Linked DNA regions of Mus musculus: region 2 is linked to region 1. The links are chromatin loops, found by intact Hi-C in ENCODE. Cell type or tissue: left cerebral cortex. All regions are shown on one strand. Links, peaks and the distances in the headings refer to the core of each region. The heading gives the core; the rest is flanking DNA. Region 1 holds the start of Osbpl3 (oxysterol binding protein-like 3). Region 2 overlaps Osbpl3 (oxysterol binding protein-like 3).

Region 1 (16,243 bases), core at 4,178-12,177:
GCACTTGGGAGGCAGAGGCAGGCAGATCTCTTCATGTTCAAGGCCAGCCTGGTCTATAAGATGAGTTCTAGGACAGCCAGGACTGCACAGAAAAACCCTGTCTCGAAAAACCAAAAAAAAAAAAAAAAAAAAAAAAAAAAAAAAAAAAAAACCTTCAACATGTAATTAATAAAAATGTTTCTGAGACATTTTTACATTCTTTCATATTCGGTCTTCAGAATTCAGTATGCATTTTACACAGACATTACATCTTGGTAAAGAATATTTTACACAGACATTACATCTTGGTAAAGAATAGTCAAATTCAAGTGTCCAGCAGCCACACATAACCAATGGCTGATCAGTAGACATTGCAGACACAAAGAACATCCCAGACGCACGGCATCCACTTCAGTGGCCACCACGCATTCGCTGATCTTGTCTTCTCTACACTGTTACAGTATTTCATCCGTAGTCACATCTCCTTGATTAACAGCTCTTTTTAAACTGTTGGTGTTTCTGAGTTGGTGTCTAAATAATCAAGCTGGATTTGTAAGCGCAGTGACAGAGTATGTATAAGCTTAGCATCTCACAGGTCCTGACACAGGTCCCCAGCACCACAGGAAACCAAGATGCTTTGAGGACCCCAACATGACAGATTCACTACAATACTTTATCAATTGCTGCTTCCTAAGGATCTATCTCCTGTCACACAGTGTGGCGTCAAGATGTGAAGGGCACTGCCACTCAATCAAGGGCATGAGTGACCAGAACTTGGGAAAGTTTACAAAAATCCGCCAGCTCCTCCAACTGGCAAATGGGTAATAAAACATGGTCTATACAATATGGTGGGGAACTCACAGAAATCTGCCTGCATCTGCCTCCTGAGTACTGGGGTTAAAGGCATTATGACTAACTTAAATATGGAATAATTAAAATAGTATAAAAATAATGAAGTATTGACTCCTATCATCCCAGGAATGAACCTTGAAAACAAAATCCTGGATGAAAGAAATCTGACACAAAAAGTCTCAGAGTCTATGCCTGCCTTTTCAGAACAAATGATTGCATACAGACACAAATAGGGGTAATAACGTGTCCTAAAATTAATTATTGTGACAGTTGCACAACATGATACTAGGAGTTATTACATTGTATAACTTCAGAGGATGAATTACATGATACATGAATTACGGTTGTATGACACATGATGTCTCAGGGTTTCTATGGCTGTGAAGAGACACGATGACCACAGCAGCTCTTATAAAGGAAAACATTTCAATGGAGCTGGCCAACAGTACAGAGGTTTAGTCCATTATGGAAAAGGAGCCAAGAATTCTACATTTGGATTGGCAGGCAGACAGGAAGAAAAAGAGACACTGGGCCTGGCTTGAACTTCTGAAGCTCCAAAGCCCACCCTCCCAGTGACACACTTCTTCAAATAAGGGCACACATCCAAATAGTGCCACTCCCAATGAATCTATGAGAGCCATTTTCATTCAAACCACCACATATGAATTATGGCTCCAACGCTGTTGTTTTTTTAAAAAGTAGTGGCCAAATACGCTACATACACAAGGTGTTTATACTACATTATCCAGATGTAATACAAAATGACAAATACAAACGTAATACAATGTAACACAAAACTGTTTACAAAACCACAACAATAAACTCCAGTGACCAATTCAGTCCAAGCCACTTGATCCAGCTATAAGATTGGACAGGGGCTGGACCTGATTCAGAGAGGCCATGGAAATCGTACTAAACTTCAAAATATTAATTGATAAATAAAAATCCATAGACAGAATGAATTCCAAAGTGTCTGTTTATGTATACATATATATATATATATATATATATATATATATATAGAGAGAGAGAGAGAGAGAGAGAGAGAGAGAGAGAGTGTAGTATGTATGAGAGACCAAGTGTAGTGTATACATGAATGAATATGGATGTCAGAAGATAACCTGAGATGTCATTCCTTGGGTACTGCTCTCTCCTTTCAAGACAGGGCTTCTCACTTGGCCTGCCAGCAAAGATTCAATTGTCCCCACCTCCCTAGTGCTAGGATCAGCAGCCACAGCACCAGGTTTCTGGGAATCAAACTAAGGTCCTCATGGTTGCAAGGCAAGCACTTAGTCAGACAAGCCACCTCACACCCCCTGTAATAGGCTCATAATAAGAGTAACATTAGCACAGATAAGAAATGTTGTAATAAATATTTAATCTCAGTCAGGGGTTTCTACCCCCGCCCTGGATCATTCAGTTCCCAGATAAAAGACACAAAACTTTTATATTTATAAAAAAAAAAAAAACCCTTAAATGCATTACAGATGAGCAGATAGCTACCCTCTAAGCTATTAGTATCTATTTCCCTAGTCATAAGCCCAAATTAAAACTTGCCATGTTCCATCTGGGCCACACTTAACTCCAATTGACCGGCCCTCATGGCTATGTTTTCATGATTCATCTACCCCATCGCATCTTCTCCTCTCTCCACCTTCTTCTCTCTCTCCTCCTGGTCCTCCTCAGACCCCAAGCCAGAGAAGCAAACCCACCTAACTCTCTTCAGCCCAGCTATCAGCTGTCAGGATCTTTATTTAACCAATACTTTTAAATTATGAAGCAAGATCACATATCATTATTTGATGTACATGTGGATTCTCTCCTCCCTGAAGCAACCAGGGCCAGTAGTTAGCATTGCAATACATAGCAACGGGCCAAACCTCAACAAACTAGAAAACAGTGTACACCACACACATGGTGTTTATTCCACAGCTTTGTTATATATAAGAGTTTACGATTCCCTCTGTGGCTTAAAAGGGCTCAGGATAAGTGCTTCCCGTGGATTTCGCTAGATGCTCTGTTGCTTCAGCATACAGTTACAAAGGTATGCATTAAAGTATTATGGATCAAACACTAGAAAGCAGGGCTGGGCAGGATGGCTCATGCCCACAATCCCAGCACTTAGCAAGAAGAGGCAGAAGAGAAAGTTCAGCCTGGAGCCACATAACAATAAGCAAATAACCCTGTATTTAAAAAACAAAACAAACACAAACACAAAACTAGAAAACAAAATGACACATTCCAACTGCTTTTTTTTAACACAATGTAACCAAATATAATTGTCTAATTTTTTTAATTGAGTCTTTTCTATCAAAAGGACACCAGATCCTTAGGTCAAGAACAGAAACAACCCACTTGCCTTGCCTTCAAGACATTTAAAATCTAGGAGAGAGGGATGGGGGGTGAAGACATGAGTTAAGGTCCCCAGAACCTACACCAAATTCAGCACTAGGAGAGACAAATATGTACACGCATGTGTATCTGCATGAGCATGCACAAATACTCCACACATACATACACATACATACACACACATACACATACATACACATACACACACATACAAATACATATACACACATACACACACATACAAACACATACACATACATACACATACACACACATACAAATACATATACACACATACACATACATACACATACATACACACACATACACATACATATACACACATACACACACATACACATACATACACTTGCACAGCAGCAACAGCATCTTCATAATGTACATAAAAGAAAGGAGTGACACATTTAAATATAAAGAGTGGGCCAGAAAGCAAGGGGATAAAAGAACCAGGAGACATAAAGGCACAGAGGAAGAAAAGAAAGAAACCAACGGCATCTTCAGCGGTCAGAACTGGGTGTTCATTCCCACTTTAAAAAAAGAAATGTTTTGACAAGACCAGTCACAGTGCACGCTTTGATCCCAGCACTCGCAGTCAGAGGCAGGTGGAACACGGAGTTTGAAGCCATGCTGATCTACACAGAGAGTTCCAGGCCAGCCAGGAATACACGGTAGTCTTGTTTTTGTCTTTGCTTTTAAGTGCTCTGAGAGTTTGGGTTCACAGAGATTATGCTTTCAGAAGCAGTGTCTGAGCTCAGCTTGAAAGACTTTCATTCTTGTGGTGGTATGACTTATGCTTGGCCTAGGAAGTGGCACTATTAGGAGGTGTGGCCTTGTTGGGGTAGGTGTGGCCTTGTTGGAGGAAATGTGTCACTGTGGGGGTGGGCTTTGAGACCCTCTTCCTAGCCACATGGGTGACAGCCTGCTCCTGGTGTCTTCCTTTGAATGGAGATGTAGAACTCTCAGCTCCTTCTCCAGCACCATGCCTGCCTAGAAACTGCCATGCTTCCTGCTACGACCGTAATGGACTGAACCTCTGAACCCGTAAGCCAGTCCCAACTAAATGTTGTCCTTAAAAGAGATGCCTTGGTCATGGTATCTGTTCACAGCAGTGGAAACCCTGACTAAGACAGCTCTTACAGAGAGTAAGGCAGTGGGAGAGCACAGAAGGCAACAGGCACGCGTGGGCAAACACCAGACGTTCTGGTGACAAGGTTCAGGTTACCAGCACACAGGCCAGGAACGCTAGAGCGGAAGCCAAGGCTGAGCCTCCGATCCCAAATCCCGAGCTGGGCTAAGGAGTCTACACTAACTGGGTAGTGAAAGGGAATTGGGTTTTACTCTCAGCTCCAACACTTACTAATAGCAAACAGAACTGAGCCTTTCCTACACTCACCTTGTCACTGAGGGACAACTCAGTGGCTCTGATGTGGCTCGTAAAATAGAAAGAGGTGATGCATGGGTGGCCAACATCCACGACAGGACTCTCCACATCTAAGTCCAGAATCCGGCTAAAACTAATATTGTTAGTAACTCTAAAAGCCACCCAAGAGTGTTTACTAATACAATACTGACAGTTCTTAAACAGTCTGCCTTACTACACACGCTAGACAAGAGAAAGAAAGGGGAACCACTTGTAGACAATGTTAGGGTAGAGCGATATCCCTGAACTAAGGCACTGTGGAGGCTACAAAAGACCAAGAAAGATCCTGAGACAAGGGCGGGTGGAGGGAAGCAGGAATGTGGTCTGAACAGCTGTAACTGAGAAGGCAAAAGAGAAGTTTCTAGAGAAGGCCAGAAAGTGAATGAATAAGTGGATTTAGGCAGAACTGGAGTTAGCAGGAAACTGTATGGCTCTCAATTATGCATGGCAAGCGCTTTCAGCTTAACAGCTCCCACCAGTCCCTAATGTCTCTCTCACACCCCCCTCACTTCCAGGGCATTCAAATCCAGCCCTTGCTGGAGCTCTTGAAATGGAAGTGTCAGTTAAGAAAAGGTAGCCCTGCAAGAAGTACATTATAAAACAAATGATGGGTTACTCAGACCCTCTCGCAGGGAGAACTGTATTATCCCAAAACTGTCTGGAAGCTAGAGGAAGAGGAATGTCTGTGGCCCTCCTCCTCCCTCTTTGCCACTAGCCCTTTAGGAGGCAATCATACCAATCCTATCTCTTCCCAAATCTCCCCACACCCTCAGTTTCATGCAAGGGTGGAAAGAGCTAAATGTGTTTATGTTACTGAAAAGTCACTTCAGAACCTTCTGGGGCGAGTGGCTTCTGCATCTGCGAGGAACCACTCATCTTTCCAGCACTTTGTGAAAGGGATGGGGATGGTCCACAGTGGGAGCTCATTTACCACAGTGGGAAAAAGCAGCCTGATTCCTTTCTGGATCCAGATGAAAACGGGGATATCCTTTCCTCCCTATTAAAAGCCCCTGATGGACCAGGCCCACACACCATGTACTCAACCACAGAAACGAACGGCAGTGAGACCCTGGACCACTCACAAAGAGGGTAGTCTCAGAGAGCATCAGCACTGGGCTCCATCACTGGGTTAACACTGATTAAACAGCAGGAGAAGAGACATCAGAGTCTGAGGGAAGGTGCTAAGGGTTTAGAGTCAGAGAGATAATGAAGACCTCGGGGAATTGCTACTGACCCCAGGCAAATTCCTGAACCCTGCTGCAGTCTCCTCCGGTGACAGAGCCTATCAAGATGGTGAAGATTATGACATAATTCGTCCTGTGCAGTCTGGTATTATCTGGCCTACAATGGGTAGTCATTACTGAAAATGGATCTCAGGAATAAAACGGGAACTTTTAGCTGAACAACATATCCACTGCCTGCAAAAGTGGAAACCATATTTTCGTCTCTTATTAGTAATTCAACACTGGGGGGAAGGAACTCTTGGGGGGGGGGCGGGGGGGGGCTGGGAGGGGCAACATTTAGGATGTAATTAATTAATTGATTTTTAAAATATAAGTAACCCAACAAAATAGAAAACAGGCTAGAGTCACAGTACAGCTTAATAACCTTAGGACAACTGGGTAACCTGCAAGAGCCTTAAATGCCTAAAGTGTGTAGCTTGGGTCAAGGAGACGGGTTGTTAGCAAACCTGGTTTCTACCTGAGTTTGCTTCCTGGATCCCACAGTGGGGAGGGAGGGAACTAGGGAGAGGGAGAGGGAGAGGGAGAGGGAGAACACACCAACTCCTAAAGTCCTCTAACCACCACACACCTGTCTAAAAAAGCACGGGGTTGTAAACACACATCTAAAATAGGGGACTTAAAAAAATCTAGCTAATCAGACAACTATAATATTAGGGATCATCTATATGTATCTACACAGAGCTCCCAGCAAATACCTTGATGGTTAGTGCATGCTCATCAGCAGGAGTTACTGCCATTTATTAATTTTTCCGATAAAAAAGGAAAAAGATGAAAATCCAAACCAGCCATGAAATCAATAGTCTCAGATTATGAAGAAGTTAACATTTACTCATTCCATAAATGTGTAGTGTGAGGCTGCAGTGTGGAGAGCTGCCTTCTCCACACTGAGGATGGACCGACCGAGAAATAGGACCTGGTCTCTGCTTTCCCAGGACTTCGCATCCTAGCAGCGGAAGAAGGCTGGCAGATGGAAAAACAAGCAGATGATTCCAGACAGCTTTAGGCTCTGTGAAGAGCTGCAAACAGGGCAGTGTGGAGTTGATGGACAGAATGGACATTTAGCCTGGATGCACTGCAATCTGTCTGAAGGTTTCTGGAGGCCAAAAGGAGGTCCTCACCTTGTATGATGCTTAGAGTGTTGAGTGTGGATGACCCAAAGTCAGAGCTATGCTTACCTATCTCTGAAACCATCTTCTGCAGCTACAGTGTAAATAAAATACACTACCCAAACGATCTCATCAAGTAATCAGATTCCTAGGGCACTGCGACATCGGAGGGGACTCCAATGCCCCAGCCCCGTTCCCTGACACAAGGTGAGAGACAACTTTATGTCCCTCTCAGCTCCAACAGTCTGGGAGGCGCGCGGCTGGTTAAGAAGTGTCTGAAGGACACAAGACAATGCCACGGGAGACGCCAGAGGCACCAATCACCCGCTGAGTGCTTGAAGCCCCAAGGGAAGGGTGCTCTCGGTCCCAGTGCAGACACTGTGGAGCGGTGTGACCTGACTGGGGAGGCCGAAGAGCGAGGTGCCTGCACCGCAGGGCCCCAAGCTCGAGGGTGTAGTAAAGCCTTCCTCCTGGCAGAATTAAGCAGGTTTCCTGTGCCTCCAGCCCGTCACAGCGCCAGGCTGTGCCGGGACAGCTCCTCTACGCGGCATCCTCATGCACCCGCACGCAGGCTCCTGAGATCCGCTCCTTCTCCGGGTCCATCCCCGCCAGGCTGTAACTCGAGGGGCACAGCTCCAGGGTGAGCAGCACCAGAGTGCTTCCTCCCAGAAAACTGGCGCTTACACGACAGACGACCTCCTAGTCTCAGGGCTGCCCCGTGGACCCGGGCTTCCCGGGACCACCACAGACACAGTCTGAACCATAGAGAATGGCTGCGTCCCCGAGCCTTCTCGGGGCCTCCACCACAGCTCAACCCCAGGCGGGCGGACGCCCTGTTGCTCACCTAAGTGTTCCGCTGCTGGGGACGCTTCTCGATTCCCCAGTGCGTGCTTCAGACCGAGAAGGACGCAAACCGGGCTTCTCGGGTCCCTGCAAGTCTCAGCCGACGGCAGTTCCAGCACCAGCCGCAGGAGACTGGGGCGCCGAGCGCTGCTCGCAGACAGATGGTGGGCGAGAGCCCGCGCAGTGCACCAGCTCTCCTGGTGCCGGGGTCCCTGGTCCCCTGCTACTGGCCGGTGTGCGATCCCCGCGACCAGTTCTCAATACTTCGCCTAGAACTTTAGGGCGCGCGCTGCCGGGCAATTAGCTGAAGAGCTGGAGCGAGGGGAGGGAGCTAAGAGGAGGAGCCTGAGTTCTCCACTGGGCGGAATAACGTGAAAAGGGCGGTGGAGGGGGGGCAGCAGAGTGGCTCCCACTCCCACCAATCAGGAGTCATCGGGGGAAGGCGGTGAGGCGTTGGACTTGGAAGCTGCAGGCGGATTCCGTGACGCCAGCCAGGGTTCAGGGCGTGTGGAGCGGTGGAGAGTGATGGTAGGTGTGGCTGGGCGGGGCAGCGGCTCCCAGCATCCTTAGAGTAGTGTGTGCCCCTTAGGCTTTCAATAAATATTTAGTGAATGACTTAGGAGGAAGTTGAGGTTCGCGCGAAAGGAGCTGTTTTAAGGAGAAGATTCCAGGGGACTAAAGTAGTCCAACGGACAATAATCACTTGAACACTGAAAAGAGCTGAGAATAAATAAGGGGGAAATATGTGGTGAGCCAAGGGTTAGACACAAGATATTAGAAACTGGTTCGGACTTTGGGGACCTGGCCCCCAGAAGCAGTTGTCCAGATTGGTATAGGGTTACAGAGGAGGCAGGAAGGGAGAAAGGTGTTGTTGTTGTTGTTGTTGTTGTTGTTGTTGTTGTTACAGTTCCCGTCCATAGGTTAGGAAAGAAGATGCAGTGTAGTTTGCGATCGAAACGCAGGAGCATCTGGCTAGATGTCCAGGCCCATCCGACTTCACCGCCCACTTGCCAGAATCCTAGCTTGGATGTCAGCCACTGATAATTTGAGGTCAATTTGCAAACCGCACATGAGTCCAGCGCCGCAGGTGGCCCGGTGGGCAGGGAATGATGAATGCCAGGAACAGATGTGATCCTGCACCTGCGGTAAAGGCACACCGGGTTTCTGCCCTCTCAGAACCTACATTTTAGAGAGGACGCAGACGATAAACCAAAGAGAGTATATATATATATATATATGTGAATAATCAGGAAAACATTGGTGAACTGTTAGCACAGAGAGCGCCATGCAGAGAGCCTCCGAAGGGGTGATGGAAGAAGCTCAGGCCCCTGAAGTCCTCTGGGAGGAGGTTCTCAAATAGGCTCCCATAGCAGGAAGGACTCAGCAGCTCTCAGGCTCAGGAAACGCTTTCTGGGCACTAGGAACTGCAGATGTATTTAACCCCTTTAAGATCCATCTGGCCTGCCTCACCGAACTGGGCATGTTGGCTCCTTTGGCTCAGCTGCTGACACTCTAGATGTTCCAGAGTGCCAAGTACATGCCTCCACCAGCGGCTGACCGTTGTCAGGCTGACCCTGTATGAACGTCTCTGAGGCTCTTTCTCACATCTGTATAAACCATGTTTCATTCACTAGGTTTGGATATTCACTTTCTGGAACCTTCCACGGATACACTCTCTGGAACTGTCTTTGGCTCTGCCAGGTGGCCGGGGAAGTTTGACGAAGAAAGCAGATTTTCTTGATGCTGTGAGCCCTAGCACTCGGCAATCCCTATATAAATGATGCAGGGCTTCCTAAACTACACCAAACCGGAAGGAGCACCGAGGAGCAGGCCTGAGGCACCTTGCCCACGCCCAGCTCAGGTGCCTGAGTCACACTCACTTTTTTTCCCCTCCCTACTCCAAATCATCTTGTTGCATCCAGGCCAGCTTTTCTACCGAATACATGCCTTTTATCCCACAGAAATGTTTTTGCTACAGGCAAATCCAACCTTTGGACTTTGTAAATGGTGTTTATCGTCTCCAAAGTTCACACGCCAGATTACACAATCACATAACTATATACATACACATATTGTGCTGAGCCTAATTCATAGTTACCTGGAACACAACGAGGTGGTAGCCTGTACCAAATGGCCTAGTAGCCAAGGCTGGACAGAAAGCTATGGTTTTATTGTTTAAGCTGGCATCCTGTCCTTGGATTTTTCTTAAGTTTCTTCCAAGCTGACTGTGTGTTCCCTGTTGGTACTGAAGGCAGTTAATGAGTCAGGATGAGAGATTTGTTCATATTCAAAGTGCTTTGCCTCCAAGAAAGAGGAATCTCAGCCAGTCTTTTCAGTTTCACTTCCTCTTCTAAATAAACTTCCAGGCGCTCCACTCCTACAAATCAAGAGGGGAAAGATTAAAGTTGAAACCCACGCAGAGTTAATTATCTTGCAAAAGCTCGTTACTGTCCTAAAATTAGCTTTCCCCACAGTCCTATTTTAGCACAACGATCTGAATGTACTAGAGAAAGATCAATGGTTGCATATAGTAAGTTTCGAGAGTCTTCTTCTCTGAAGAGCTGAACAAATGCTGTTGATCTTTCTAGAGACTCCACCACCTTGTAGGGTTTTTCTACGTTGGCTTAATTTCTTTCTTTCTTTCTTTCTTTCTTTCTTTCTTTCTTTCTTTCTTTCTTTCTTCCTTCCTTCCTTCCTTCCTCCCTTTCTTTCTTTCTTTCTTTCTTTCTTTCTTTCTTTCCTTTTATCAAATGTCAGTGTGTGTATGTGTGTGTGTGTACACGCAGCACTGCATAAATGTGAAGGCCAGAGAACAACTTGCAGGACTTGGTTCTCTCCTTCCACCATGTGGGGCCTGGGGATCAAACTCGTGCTTAGTGGCAACTGTCTTCACCCCATGAGACATCTCCCTGGTCTGGCTGAAGCTTTTTAGCCTCTGAAGTTCCTAGTAGAGGCAAGTGCTGCCTGAAGTTGCATGTTTTCACAGTAAAGGAAGCTGGTCATAATGGAGTATAGGCAAGAACTCCATAGGCTCCTAGAACGAGAGCCCCTGGCTTCTTGTCTTGCCATGATACCTCCTAGTTAAGCAATCACCTTTCCTACTTTGTGAGATGAAAATAATCACTATACTTATTGGGCTACATGAAGAGTTTTATAATCTGGAAACAATTGCCATGTAGACTAAGACAGAGTCCCACTGACCTCTGTGATTGACACTTTTGGCCCAATAATTCTTTGTGTGCATGTGGGGAAGGCCAGTGCCTGGAAGCTGCACTCTACCCACCAGACACAAAGAACAATGTCCTACCAGGTTGTAGCAACTATGAAGCCTCCAAACGACCCCTGGAGCATTCCTGACCAAAAACTACTGGCCCAGCACATAGCCAATGCCACAGATCAGGAGACAGAAGAAGTTCGTGCTTAGGGCTAGGATTCTGGTCATGAACCTAGGGTAAATTTTGCTTCCCTAAACCCATTTGGATAATGGCAACCCAAATAATACCGTTGCTTGAGGCTGTCTAAGAATTAAATATGATTGTGTAAGAGCAGTTCGTGCAGTGCCTTGGTATCAAGGCACCACAGGACGAAGCTTCTGCCCCCACTGTCTTCCTATGGAGAAAAGGCATTGGCCTCACTGTCTTCCTGTAGGCAGCCACCACGGTCCTACATAGGCTCACTGTCTTCCTGTGGGGAGTGAGCATTGGCCTGCATGCTTTGTTTCCTGCTACTCCCTTCCCTGACTCATGGCAGACCACAGGAAGAAGCCAAGGCTGGTTTTATCAGCAAGTTCAATTAGGGCTCAAAATTCTTAACCCCGTATTCTAGGAAGCTATTACTGATAGAACAGTGTGATCATGAAAGAGGGTGCTGAAGGAGCATCCAGGACTGAAGAACCATGACATCCCAAGGCTGAATGTGAAGCCAGCGGTGTCTACATAGTGAGTCCAGGTCAGCCAGCCATGCATTCTACAGAGGGAGAACTTGACTCTAAAAGAGGAGGAGGTGGAGGAGGAGGAGGAGGAGAAAGTATGTCCTACTCATCTTCCCCCTTCACTTTTATCTGGAAAATATATTAAAGTGGTTTTTGTTGCATAGAATCACCTTAGAAGCTGTCATTCAAGAGTATTAGTGAGCGCGTGACAAAGATTGTATAAGAATTCATCTATTCCTTGACTAAATATAAATCATGCACCACCTTTGTATAAAGGACCATTCTTAGCAGTCACTTTATGACATACAAAAGTGGATCAGAGGGTGTTTCTGCCTTCAGTGTTTTTACAGACTCCTCCATAGGTCAGATCAAGCCTGTATATAAATAGCTACAGTACAAGCTTCAAGAACTCAGGTACAAGAGACTGGAAGCTGTCCTAAGACAGGCACCGAAAGTGTGTTCAGGGAAACAAAGATGAATTATTTTGAGAAGTAGAAGCAGGGAGTAACTTCCAGAATGGCTTGGTTGACATTTTTAACTTTTGATTTTAAAATCTGTGTTTATTACAGTAAAGCTCTTGTAAAGGAAACTGCCACATTGTTAGAGTTCTTGGTTTAGATCTAAGTCCTGTTTAATGTATCACAGAGGTATCATCTGTGAAACTTGAGGTCAAAGTTTAATTTAATTCTAAATGAGTCATCTTTTAAATCAGATGTCTAACATTTCTGGAATGTTCCAGATTGCTCACCTTTAAAACAAGAGAGCTTTCAGTTTTCTCTCAAGTGTTTGGCAAAACCAGTTTTTAAAGCATGTTATACTTGTTTATATCATTATATGAACAAATATAAAAATGAACATTAGAGGAAGAGAGGGACATAGAGGGACAGGATTCCCTTCAGGACTGAACTATCAAATTATCTCTAAGTACCAACTGTGGGAACACATGCATGTGATCATGTTATCTACTGTAAATACTAAGGACAGCCCGCATGAATTATAGTAAGCATTCATTTGCCAGGCACTACCAACCTGAGCTGCCAAGACTGCTACCGCTCCTGTCACTATCAGGAGTCTGTCTGTCAAATCAGAAAGTTCTGGCAAAAATGCCAGAACGTTCCTTCTGTTACAAGCCACACCAGCAGAATGTGCGCTTCAAATCCTGCTGTTCCCCTTATTATATCATTGCTAGGCTCATGTTCTACAGGAATGCCTCTGATATATATGTTTCAAATCACACCTGCAAATCTAGCTGCAAGAGAGGCCTGGAAATGCAACTCTTACCTTTCCGACCTCTGTGCTGTCTGTACACATGAGAGGGAATGGATCAGAAACTGAGTGAGTTGGTGGGGGCTAAAACTGTTGGAAGGTACTTGCCTAGATATGCAAGGTCCTGGGTCCAATCTTAGCACTTCAAGTTGAATGAACCAAGCCATAGCATCTCTCGTTTCACACACACACACACACACACACACAGGTGCATGCACAGAGAGATAGAGTGAGAGAGACAGAGGCAGAGAGACCTGTACGTGACTGAGTGCTGATGAGCGTGTTTCATGTGTGCATGTGCAAGTTAGAAGACAACTTTCAAGAGTTGCTTCTCACCTTCCACCCTGTTGAAGCAGGGCCACTCTTTGTGCTATGTAGTCCAGCTTGGCTTGTTCTTGAGCTGGTCTATTACACTGTCTCTGTCTCCCATCTTGTTATAGGAGTACTGGCATTATTAATATAAGACATTGTATTTGGCTTTTCATGTATATTTGGAGGCTGAAACCCAGGTTGTCAGGTTTGAGCAGCAAGAACTTTTATCCCCTGAGTTAATTCCCAGGCCCAGCTTGCTTGCTTGCTTGCTTGCTTGCTTGCTTGCTTGCTTCCTTCCTTCCTTCCTTCCTTCCTTCCTTCCTTCCTTCCTTCCATCTTCTCTCCCCCCCTCCCCCACTGCTTGCAGATCAAGATGTAAGCTCTCGACTGCTGTTCCAGCTCCATGCCTGCCTCTTGTCACACTTTCCACAATGTTAGTCAGAGTCTCCCGCTCTAAAACTGGAAGCCCCAAATAAACTCGTTCCATATTGCCTTAGTCATGGCATCTTATCACAGCAACAGAAAAGAAATCAAGACACTCCTATAAGCCATTCTCTACTCTAAAGCAAATGTTTAAATGTGGGGGAGAGGTACTTGCAAACCCTCCAATCATAGAACTCTCCCATGGTTTTCCTATTGCTCTCAGGATGAAGACACACATTCTGTGAGTGATTCTTAGTATGCTGCATGGCCAGGCACCTTCCCCCCTTCACCTGTCCCCACCCCCACCCCCGCATCCCTTCCATTCTCTACACTGGCCTGCCTCTGCATTCTGTTATTTCCTGACACAGGTCCTGGCACATGTGTTCCCTCTCTATACCCAGCATGTGCCGTTCCTTCTCTTCCTTTGTGAATGGTGATTCATTCTTTAGCCCTCCTTCTGTCATCCCTTCTTCAGGGAAGTCCTCCCACACAGCCTGTCATTGCTCTAGTGGAGACTGGGAGGTTTGTTTTCTTTGGAGTGTGCTTATTTATTTTGACAGCACCGGCCACAGTTCAAGATTGTATTCACCATTTTCTGATCAATTTCTGTCTCCTTGAGGATGGCGTATCATTCATCTTCCTGTGCCTGCTTCAGCAGCTAGTGGTAGGGGAGCCTTCAAATATTTATCACAAGAATAAAAGGAATAGCAGAGAAGTGACCTTTAGCAGGGGCTGCCCATGTCGGGCCTCGAGGCCATGACTGCTCAGGGCCCAGTCCTAGAAAGACTCTCCCAGCCAGCTGAAAGTAAAAAGATGCTGGTTCCTTGAAGACTGCCCAGTTGCCAAGGTTACAGGTTTTGTGACTTTTATTTTACCCTTTTCCTTTCATATATGTCTGTGGGAAGCCACATGTGCCGTTGCAGAGTGGCACTGACTACTGCTGGCCACCACGCATAAGTTTGGACAAATAACCAATGTGTACATATGCAGTAAAGTTTTTGCAAAGACACTGCCTGGCCCGGGCATGATAATGAGGTTCTGTAAGGTACTGAGAGTATAACCAATCAGATGTGAGACATGCAAATGAGGTATGATAATGAGGTTCTGTAAGGTACCGAGAGTAACCAATCAGATGTGAGACATGCAAATGAGGTATGATAATGAGGTTCTGTGAGGTACTGAGAGAGAGTAGCCAATCAGATGAGGAACATGCAAATGAGGCATAGTGCATAACCAATCTGGGTGTAAGACATGCCTCTCCTAGGCCTATAAAAGCAGCACCAGTTCTGGGCTCGGGGTCTTTTCGCCTCTACAATCAAGCTCTCCCAATAAACGTGTGCAGAAGGATCCTGTTGCAGGGTCGTTCTTCCTGGCCAGTAGAGCGCGCGCAAGATATGTCCCAGTTTCTTAGAGCCCCATCAACTCCATTATGATATAAGAAGATGAAGAGGTAGCTTCCTTTGTCTATGTCCATCCTGCCACCCCATCGACCTGTCTCTGTTTACAGAGATGAAAACTAGAAACCTATAGAAGTTTTACCTTCTACTTTTCCGTGAAGTGGCTGGCACTTTTTCAGAGGTCTTTTCATTTCTCCATAGTATTCTTGAGACATGGGGTTCCATCTAAAGAAAGTGCTTTGGTCCTTGGTTCCTGTAACTTGCACATGAGTCCCCTGCTGACCCCCAGAACCTGGATGCCACACTCAGATGAAATTAGCTCTTCAGAGGAAGAAACTATGATGCCCTTGTTCTCCTAGAAGCCTAAAACAATGAACTGAGTTTTTTGGAACTGCAAATAGATGTGCCTGTGAAGATGCTGTGGGTACTTAGCCTAGAACAATGGTTCTCAACCTATGTTTCAACCCCTTTGGGGGTTGCATATCAGATAGTCTGCATATCAGATATGTACATTATGATTCATAAAAGTAGCAAAATTACAGTTTTGGAGTAGCAACAAGATAATGTTATGGTTGGGGGTCACCACAACATGAGGAACCGCATTAACAGCTCGCAGCGTTGGAAGGTTGAGAACCACTGGTATAAAGCATATCAACAGGGAGAGATGGCTTAGCGGTTAAGAGCACCGACTGCTCTTGCGAAGGTCCTGAGTTCAAATCCCAGCAACCACATGATGGCTCACAACCATCTGTAATGGAATCTGATGCCCTCTTCTGGTGTGTCTGAAGACAGCTACAGTGTACTCACATACATAAAACAAATAATTCTTTAAAAAAAATAAGCATATCAACACCTGGAGTCCCTTTCTTCAAAAAGTAAGTGGAGTTTTCTGAACTGATTCTGAAAGTACGGTTTCACTGATGCCTCATGCGCACGAGTACTCACACGCAGGAACTGGTGCACACCTCACCTGGTGTGAGTGTCAGGCTCTCCCATAACCTCAGATACTTGGGAGGCTAAGGCAGTAAGGACACAAGTTCTAGGCCAACCTGGGAAGTTTACAAAGCACTGCCCCAAAATTAAAGTAAAAAGGGCCT
Region 2 (8,000 bases), core at 1-8,000, 100 kb before region 1:
CACACACACAATTATGAATATATATAATTTATTATACTCATTATTAAATTGTAAATTATAAAGACAAAATTATGATATTAATTATTAATTGCTATATAAATAATTCGTGGCTTCCCCCTCCTTTACTTTGCCAGTTATTTCACTGAGGAGATTTTCTCTGTCAGTAAACACTTGTGTAGGCTGTTACCACTAGACACACCACTGGTGTCCACTGGGTAAAGGCTGTAACGGTAACACCTGGGACATCCCACAGCAAAGCATCATTGGCCCACAGTACCAGGGGAACTGCTTGACACACTGAACTAGCCCAGAGTTCAGGGTTAGGTTAGGGGACAGATATGAGACACACAAGCTAGGCAAGGACAGGGATAGGTGAGATCCTTGGTTATCCCAGCCCTCAGCCCCATTCCCTAAACGCCAAGCAAGCTAAGCAATTCTCAATTTACCTCCAACATTCACGCACTGCCTAACCACTCTAAACAATAATTAAACTTATTAAATTACTGACCCCCAAGGAATTATGACAAACCTTAAACACACACTCTTCCATATTTTTACAGGGGGTGGGGGTGGGGTAAAGTAAAAACAAGGCAGAGTGTTTCAAGAATCAACTGATTGGTCAAAGTTTAACAGCCAGTAAGCAGTCACATAAGAGCTGGCATTGCCCTGGGCCTTGTGCTTGGTATTACCACGATGTCACCCATCTTCAGGAGAAAGGCGGTAGGTAGGTAGCTTTGAGTCTTAAGATTTGCCAAGGACCACTTGAGGAAAAACTGACATTTCACTACAATATGAGGACACTAACCAAGTCTTTGTAAAATTGGCTAAAGCCATTGGTCAGGGATCCACAGAGTAAACACTATCCTTCGGAGAACATATTTTATTCTAGGGTAAATGGTTCTATACTAATGACACAGCCTGGGAGGAGGGGACATGAAGGTGCTTTTGTCATTGATTGCTGTCACTGGGGAGGAGTGATAACATTTAGGGATGGTGACAAGGACACTGAAGGAACGCTAACTCTTCAAGCAGTGAGAGAGAGAGAGATTGTGAGAGATGGCCCACCCTAACATCAGAAGTACCCCTTAGGGATACTTTAGTGATGACAACTGCCCACAGGTTGAATGCATGTCCCCAAATCATCACCAGCATGGTGACGGTCAGTAGATCTCAGCAGAAAGGCCTGTGCACAATCACACTGGGAGAGTGTGCCTGTAGCCCTGGTGTCTCGGGAGGCTGAAGCTGCAGACTACTGTACTCTAGGAGTTTGAATCCAGAGTGGGCAAGCTAGCAAGACTCTGCTTCAGACAACTTCCCAACCCATAAAAGCCCTGGTGGCGGCGGCGCGGTGGGAGCCGGGGCCCTGGCTGAAGCCTCACCTTCAGGTGGTAGATGTGCTCCTCCGTGTCTAGGTCGATACACTTAGACGACTTCTTCACAGACATCACAGAGAGCCCCACGTCAATGCAGCCATGCAACTTCTCCCGCTCAATCTACAGAAGCACAGAGAGGGCTGCTTGTGAGTCACAGCAGTCAAGGCGGTTGTAACATCCTCCCTGGTCCCCTGCCACCTCATCTTCTACATCTGCCAATGCGAAACCTGGACGCTACGATTGATGGAGCGCTCCACCCAAGCCGGACCTAGTTAAGTGTTGCACACGGACTGCATTCTTTCTCTGAACAGAAGCACTGGCCTTATCTCACAGATGAAGAGACTGGAGGACAGAAGTCTAAATAGGAGTTTTCATAGCCAGGATGCAAGCCAAGGAGCGGAAACTCCATGAGTTGACTCGAAGGCAATACAAGCAAGAGGCATTGCCTTTCCCTTGAACAGTGCCTGTTGTCTACTGTCATCCATAACCGACTTAAAGGGAAGAATAGAGACAAACTAGGGAGGACTCGAATGGCCAGGAAAGAGGAGAGCGCCCTATGAGACAGGCCCGCTGGTCACTCAGAATCCTCTAGACCAACCAACCTCCTAGGGTTAACTCAAGAGGAAGTCCACATTAGCCATGGCTTTCTACACTAAGCCCCTCAGTCACCGGGAGAGTGGGAAGAACGCTTGCCACACGCTCTGTTCCTGTGATTAGCTAAAACCAGAGCAGACCTATGGAACGCAGTAAGTAAGGTGTCCTGCCCCTTCTCCTGGTGGTGAATGGATCTCTCCCAGATCTAAAGCTAAGACAGCAGGGGTCGGGGTGGGTGGAGAGGGGGCTCTGTGGCACTGGAAAAACCATTACCCACAGGGCACTGCGGCTCTGGGCTGCCCTGGAGCACCCTGCGCAGGTCTTCAGTATCACACTGGGTAAGAAGACTTACATCAGCTTGGCTCTTGGCATATTTCAAGATTCCCTTTTCCAGGCAGAAGAATCTCTGTGGGGAAGCAAACAGAACTTAGCAAAACACGCATGCTAACATCCCTCCTCCGGTCTCCAAATTCAGATAGAATATTAGTTCTCAAATTTAATACTGAGGGTAGAGTGTGTGCCCACCAGGGAGCGGCCACCACTGATGTCTTACCTTGTGCCAGCCTTTTAAGGGCCACTTCCTCTTTTTCAGCAAAAATCCTTTCTGCACTGGCGGCTCCTGGGTGTAAGTCATTTCCCCTCTCAATCCTTCCACGACTTCCCAGCTGTCCTGTCCCAGTGGAAGAAACAGGCCAAATGTCACAACTTTAAAAGGTAGTAACACTAAGCAGCAAGCTACTGAGAAACGATCCAAGACAGGGAGCCTGGATACATTTGATAAGAAGAAATGTAAATTTAATTCCCATCCATTTATTGGACTTTATAGATTCAAGGCTGTAGTTTAATAGCATCAAATTGGATTTCTTTAAAAAGAGGCTCTTTTTAAAAATAAAAAAAGAAGGACTGTATCTCTTTTTTTTAGTCTTTGACAGCACAGTTGAAGGGAAAGATCTTACTGTGAATTGCATTTTTGCTCACTTTGATGTCATCTCACGGGTACTGTTCAGTCAGCAGAGTTCAGGCTAATGTTAACCAATGTCACATACGTCAGCAAGAAGCTGTATGTGTCTGTGCACTGTGCATGATAGGGGAATGGCTGGAAAGTGGGGTGACAGAGACGACACAACAGTTGAGGGTACCTGCGGCTCTGCCAAGGGACCTGAGTTCCAATCCCAGCCCCACATCAGGTGGCTAACAAATGCCTGAACTCTAACCCCAGAGGATCTCACCTCCCACCCCTACTGGCCTCCATGGGCAGTCACTACACGCCTGTGTAGTGATATATACACACATATACACACACAGTGACATATACACACACAGAGACATATAGACATAAGTAAAAAGTATTTGAAACTGAAGTATCTGCAAAATGGAATTGGATGCAAGCTAGGGAACCTTTTGAGCTGACTGAAACAGTGGCTCCATGGATAACTGTCTCCAAATTCTAGGGGTTGAAGTAGCAGAAACGCAAAACCATCGGAAAGAGTTTTGTCTGGAGTATTTTTCCCCCTTTCTCTCAGAAAATTTTAACCCCCCCCTTTCTTATCCAAGAGACTTTTCTTTTTAAGACATGCTACAATCCCAGGACTTGAGTGTCTGAGGCTGCCTATGTCACACAGCAAGGAAAAAAAAGAGCAAGCAACACGAACAACAACAAATTCTTTATAATTTGGGCCTGGGTTCTTTTTTAGTTTTGAAGGAGCACAAATGGCTGCTTTAATTAATTCCCCCATCATTGGCTATTGAAGTTATTCCTACTAAATGAAAACAAATTTCAAAAGTAATCAAAGGAAAAATAATAAAAATTCTGAAATTTTCTTTTAAAATACTTAAATCATTGCTTGATGATGATGATGATTGGTTGATTAGGACATAATACACATGGAATGCACACACTGGAATACAACTTGAGTCTGGATACATACACTAGATACAATATAAAATATCTCTCACAATGGGTAATATAGTTTTGCATACGTATGATACTGGAGAAGATCTCTTGTTTGACTCTGGCTTTGAGTCAAAGCTCCCACCCCTGGGCAGATGGCACAGCTAGAGGCCAACTAGTGGTCGCCAGGAGTTAGATCGCATATCGGGATCAGCCCCAGAGCAGAGGGCAGGGAGAGGTCCTGCAGGGCTCTTTTCCATCCTTCCCAAAGCCCAGCGCATCCTCTCTAGCAACCTTCCCTACATCAGCAACTGAATTCTTTGATCAACTGCCTTTTATCTGAGTCCTTTTCACTGTGAATGGAGATAAAGACACAGCCTAGTTTTTAAAAATAACCACTGTAGGTATCTCAGAATCTGGAGCTGTAAAAGGGATTTCTTCAATGGTTGAAAGGGCGATGGTGGGTGCTATTCAGTGTTTAATTTAGAGAAACTTTTTGGCGAGGTAGCAGCACTGAATGAGATTTTGTTATAATAACCACCAGCAGCTGTCCAGCCGCTCAATTACGCCCAGACAATAACAGGGAAACTGTCTGCTTAGTGATAAGCAGCTCAGCACACTGCCTGTAAAACACCAAACGATCCTGAAACCTTTCACTTCAGCTTGCAAAGCCACTGCTAGAACCGTGCTTTACCCGTTTCAATGCTGTGACTCTCTAAGGCCCCACAGTGACGCCGCTCCTCCAGAGGAAAGCATTCCTTCACCCCCTGACTCCATCACTCCAGTGTTAAACCTTTCTTCCAAGGACTTCCCCTTGCTCGTGGTAGTGTGGATGAGGCTGAGCCCCTTGAGAGCACCTCCCATTTCCTCCTGCCTTGGGAACAGGAGGCTCCTGATAACTAACTCTAGCTGTGGAACAAAAGCTACAGGCTCATGTTCCCGGAAGGCTATATTGTGGCACACATTCGAATTGTGTCCAGTGTCCTTAGGTCAAATGACTGTTTTCAGATTACATACAATAGGCCCGCACTTGTGAAAGATGGGTGTGTGTGGTACCATCACATAAGAATCCTCGGCCAGTCCTATAGAAAGCACTCAAGTGGATCAGCCTTCCGAGTTGTCCTCAGACTCCCAGGCAAAAGGCAAAGCACAGAGCACTAACTCTAGGACAGCCGCCACGTCTGCTCCGTTCCTCTCAGTTGCACTCAGTGCAAATTCCAGGAGGGATGAGTCATTACTCCATGCTTCCCAGAGTAGGGGAAACGTAGATGTGGTCTTACCCATGGCTGAATGGGAAAGAAGAACAGAATTTCAAACGTGGCTTTACTGACTCTGGTGAGAAAGGAGGTACCCCAGAATTCTGGAGATAGGGTTTTCTCCTCCCTGGGGTTTATAGTAGGTTTGCTCTCCCTTCAAGTCAACAATTGAGGAAGGGCATGTATTTATGTTCCTGCTAAATGTCATCTGTTTGTAGGTTTCATCTTCTTCCAAGGTTAAGAACTTGAAAGTGCTGGCGAGCAGAAAAGCCAGATTTACCCCATGAAGAAAAGGCAGGCTCTCCTTGGCTGGGAGAGAAGGTGCAAGGGCCCTTTGTAGGCCCTGTCTTCATCATTCAAATGCTTGCTTCTTCCTAAGTCACTGCTGAGCTAGCTGGTGACAGCTAAGATGCAGCCTCGATCTCCGAGGCTGACAGTGGCCTGAAGCTGTTCCCTCGGAGGCTGGGGAATCTGGGGCACTGCTGATTGACAGCGTTGGGAAGAAGTCTCTTGCATCTCAGCTTCAAGTGAAGGGACAAAAAGACAATAAGAAACTTTCTGAATGAATCCCCAGCCTGGCACAATGACAAGGGTGTCCCACATCCAGAAAGATTCTGCAAGTGCCATGAGACATCTTTGTAAATAAGGACCTGCTTGATGTCAGTTACCTAGAAACAGCTCAGCTCAGCCGTTAAGTCTGCTCGGCAGGAGTCAACTCAGTGGTAAAGTAGTCACTGTGCACTACCAGGTAATTTATCATTTAATTAGCTCATAAGTTGCTGATTTTGCATTTGAGCCCCATAGCTCAAATTTTCTTTCCAAACTACCATAGAGACTATCTTCTTCACCTTGTGCACAACTCCAGCAGCGTGGCGCATACGGGGTAGCCACTCAGAGGATTCTCTACGTGGGATTTGGTGCAGTCTCCAGTCAAGAAAATAGATTAAACTCTCGAATCAAGTCAAGGACACTAGGTCGTTGGCTTCACAGGAAAGGGTTGAGTTGCAGTCACAGTTCATAACATTCCCCCGGAGTCACAGGAATACTAAATACGGGGGTGTTGGAAACACATAAATGAATATTGTAACACCACAGAAGGACTGGAGAGATCGTTCTGGATCCACACAGTCATGAGCCTTTTGTCAGTTCGCTGACCTAAAACAGTCCATAGCAGATATTAATAAATGTGCTGAAAGAGTCAGAGAAACTGTTCCCGTGGCTAACATCACAGTGGACACACTTTATGATGAGGCTGAGGCCTTCAACCCTTCAACCGCAGGTTTGTTAGGATTCTTTTTTTTAAGGTAGAAAGTGAGGAAGAGAATTAGGTATATTTCCTGCTGTGGTCAAGCTACCAAGTGCCACAGATACCCCATGGCACAGCCTACGAGATTTTAATTATTCTGCCCTCATTGGAAAGTGTTATTTTTCCCATCTTTAGATGTGTACATTCCAGTGAACAAGGTAAGGGGGGACATTGCGGGTGAATCCTGGCCCACCTCTAGACTCTGGAAGAAGGAGCTCAGAAGCCCTGGGCCTGCTCAGAGCTCCTAGCTCTCTGGTCACTGGCGTACAAGTGTGTAAGAAATCAGCCCGTGCATTTCACTGCTGCTAACCCTTTGCCCATTTCCCCCTTCCTGCCTGAACTCCTGTCTAACCTCCTTCCCTGGTGAAATTCTATTTCTACGAAAACCTTCTCTTCCCTGAAGAAAGCCCCTCCCTCTTTTGAAGAGAAGTACTAAGAATGAAAACCTAGCTTCTTCTGCATGCCTTTCCAGCTAGAATGTGGGTTCCTTGCCTTACCAGTCTTGTTTATTATCATCTGTGTCCTCAGTAAATATCAGCTGAGCAAGTCTGACAGCAAGAGTCTATGGAAAGGGCACTGAGTGCCCACTCATTGTGGTATTCAGAAAAATCAGACGCAGGCTGGGAGACGGTTCAGTGGATGAAGGTAGTGACTATTATGCCTAAAAACTTGAGTTCAAGCCCTGGAAGAAGAGCCATGAGAGAAGAGAACAGACCCCAGGAAGTTGTCCTCAGATCGCCGCACATGTGCCAGGGCAATGGATATGTGCACATGTGTGTGCCTAAACACACCTGTGTATACACACAGAGAAACACAGAAACTCACAAACACAAACCAATGTAATAAAAAATAAATTTGAGGAGCCAGTGTTCCAGACTAAAGGGTCCGTGGAGGAGTGGCACCTGGTGCCCTCCATATACCATGCCGCTCTGAAGATAGGGAATGCACCCTGAGTGAGGTGAATACCAGAGACACACTACAGGACAGATTTGGGCCACCACAGACATCAAGGTCCTGCAATGGCTAACTCTGCTCACTGAGCCTAATACTGAGTCTAATATGCAGGGTTAATGTCTCATCCTGCATGGATCAGGCTGAAAGGTCATCAAGACCATGAGACAGAGAGAGAAATGTGGCTGCAATTTCTCAAGACTTCTGCAAAAGCCCAAACGAGGCCGATCTGGCCGTCATCTGGCGTTGAGTTCAGTCTATTTTACAGAACGTCTAAAAAGTGCCCAAGATAGAAGCTGCTTTGTGATTAGAAAGGCGGCTAGGCATTGATTCATGCTCTTGAGTGGGCCAAGTTCATTTCCATAGTGCTGAGTGCACGGATCGCAAGCGCTGCTGCCTTCCTTCCAGCACAGCTGTGTGCACGCTGCACCGCTCCCAGGCCCCTCGCACATGCCCAGTTCTCAGCTCCCCTGGCTGACTGTGATATCAGAAATAGAACCGACTGAAACTTCCATTCTTCCAGCAGCTGAGAAGTGTGGAAAGGGATCTGGCAGGACTGAAGAGCAGGTTGTTCTAATTAGTCTGTAATCACTTTACCAGGTTTTTAAAACCCAGAGGGCAACGTCCAG

The links. Peaks named below come from ENCODE experiments on the same cell type or tissue, not always from the same donor. Only the 100,000 strongest peaks of a DNase experiment are listed, where the experiment ranks them.
Region 2: a loop joins it to region 1, with 2.4 times the contacts of the local background. A loop is called at or near these places in 7 of 42 quality-filtered maps.

The regions. Positions count from the first base shown.
Region 1 is chr6:50,448,007-50,464,249 of GRCm38, forward strand. Osbpl3 (oxysterol binding protein-like 3) reads right to left here and starts at 8,348. Exons shown (of 24, transcript NM_001347213.1): 1 at 7,819-8,348. In left cerebral cortex, for the core only: a CTCF peak has its summit at 7,944; DNase peaks (open chromatin) are centred at 4,370, 5,094, 5,639, 6,415 and 6 more places; H3K4me3 peaks cover 3,965 bases; H3K27ac peaks cover 2,711 bases.
Region 2 is chr6:50,350,465-50,358,464 of GRCm38, forward strand. It overlaps Osbpl3 (oxysterol binding protein-like 3), which reads right to left. Exons shown (of 24, transcript NM_001347213.1): 4 at 2,521-2,637; 5 at 2,320-2,373; 6 at 1,380-1,493. Among named protein-coding and RNA genes, the nearest start is that of Gm52900, 27 kb to the right of the region's middle. In left cerebral cortex, for the core only: no CTCF peak of the experiment used is centred there; DNase peaks (open chromatin) are centred at 4,076, 4,433, 5,057, 5,600 and 1 more place; H3K27ac peaks cover 2,807 bases.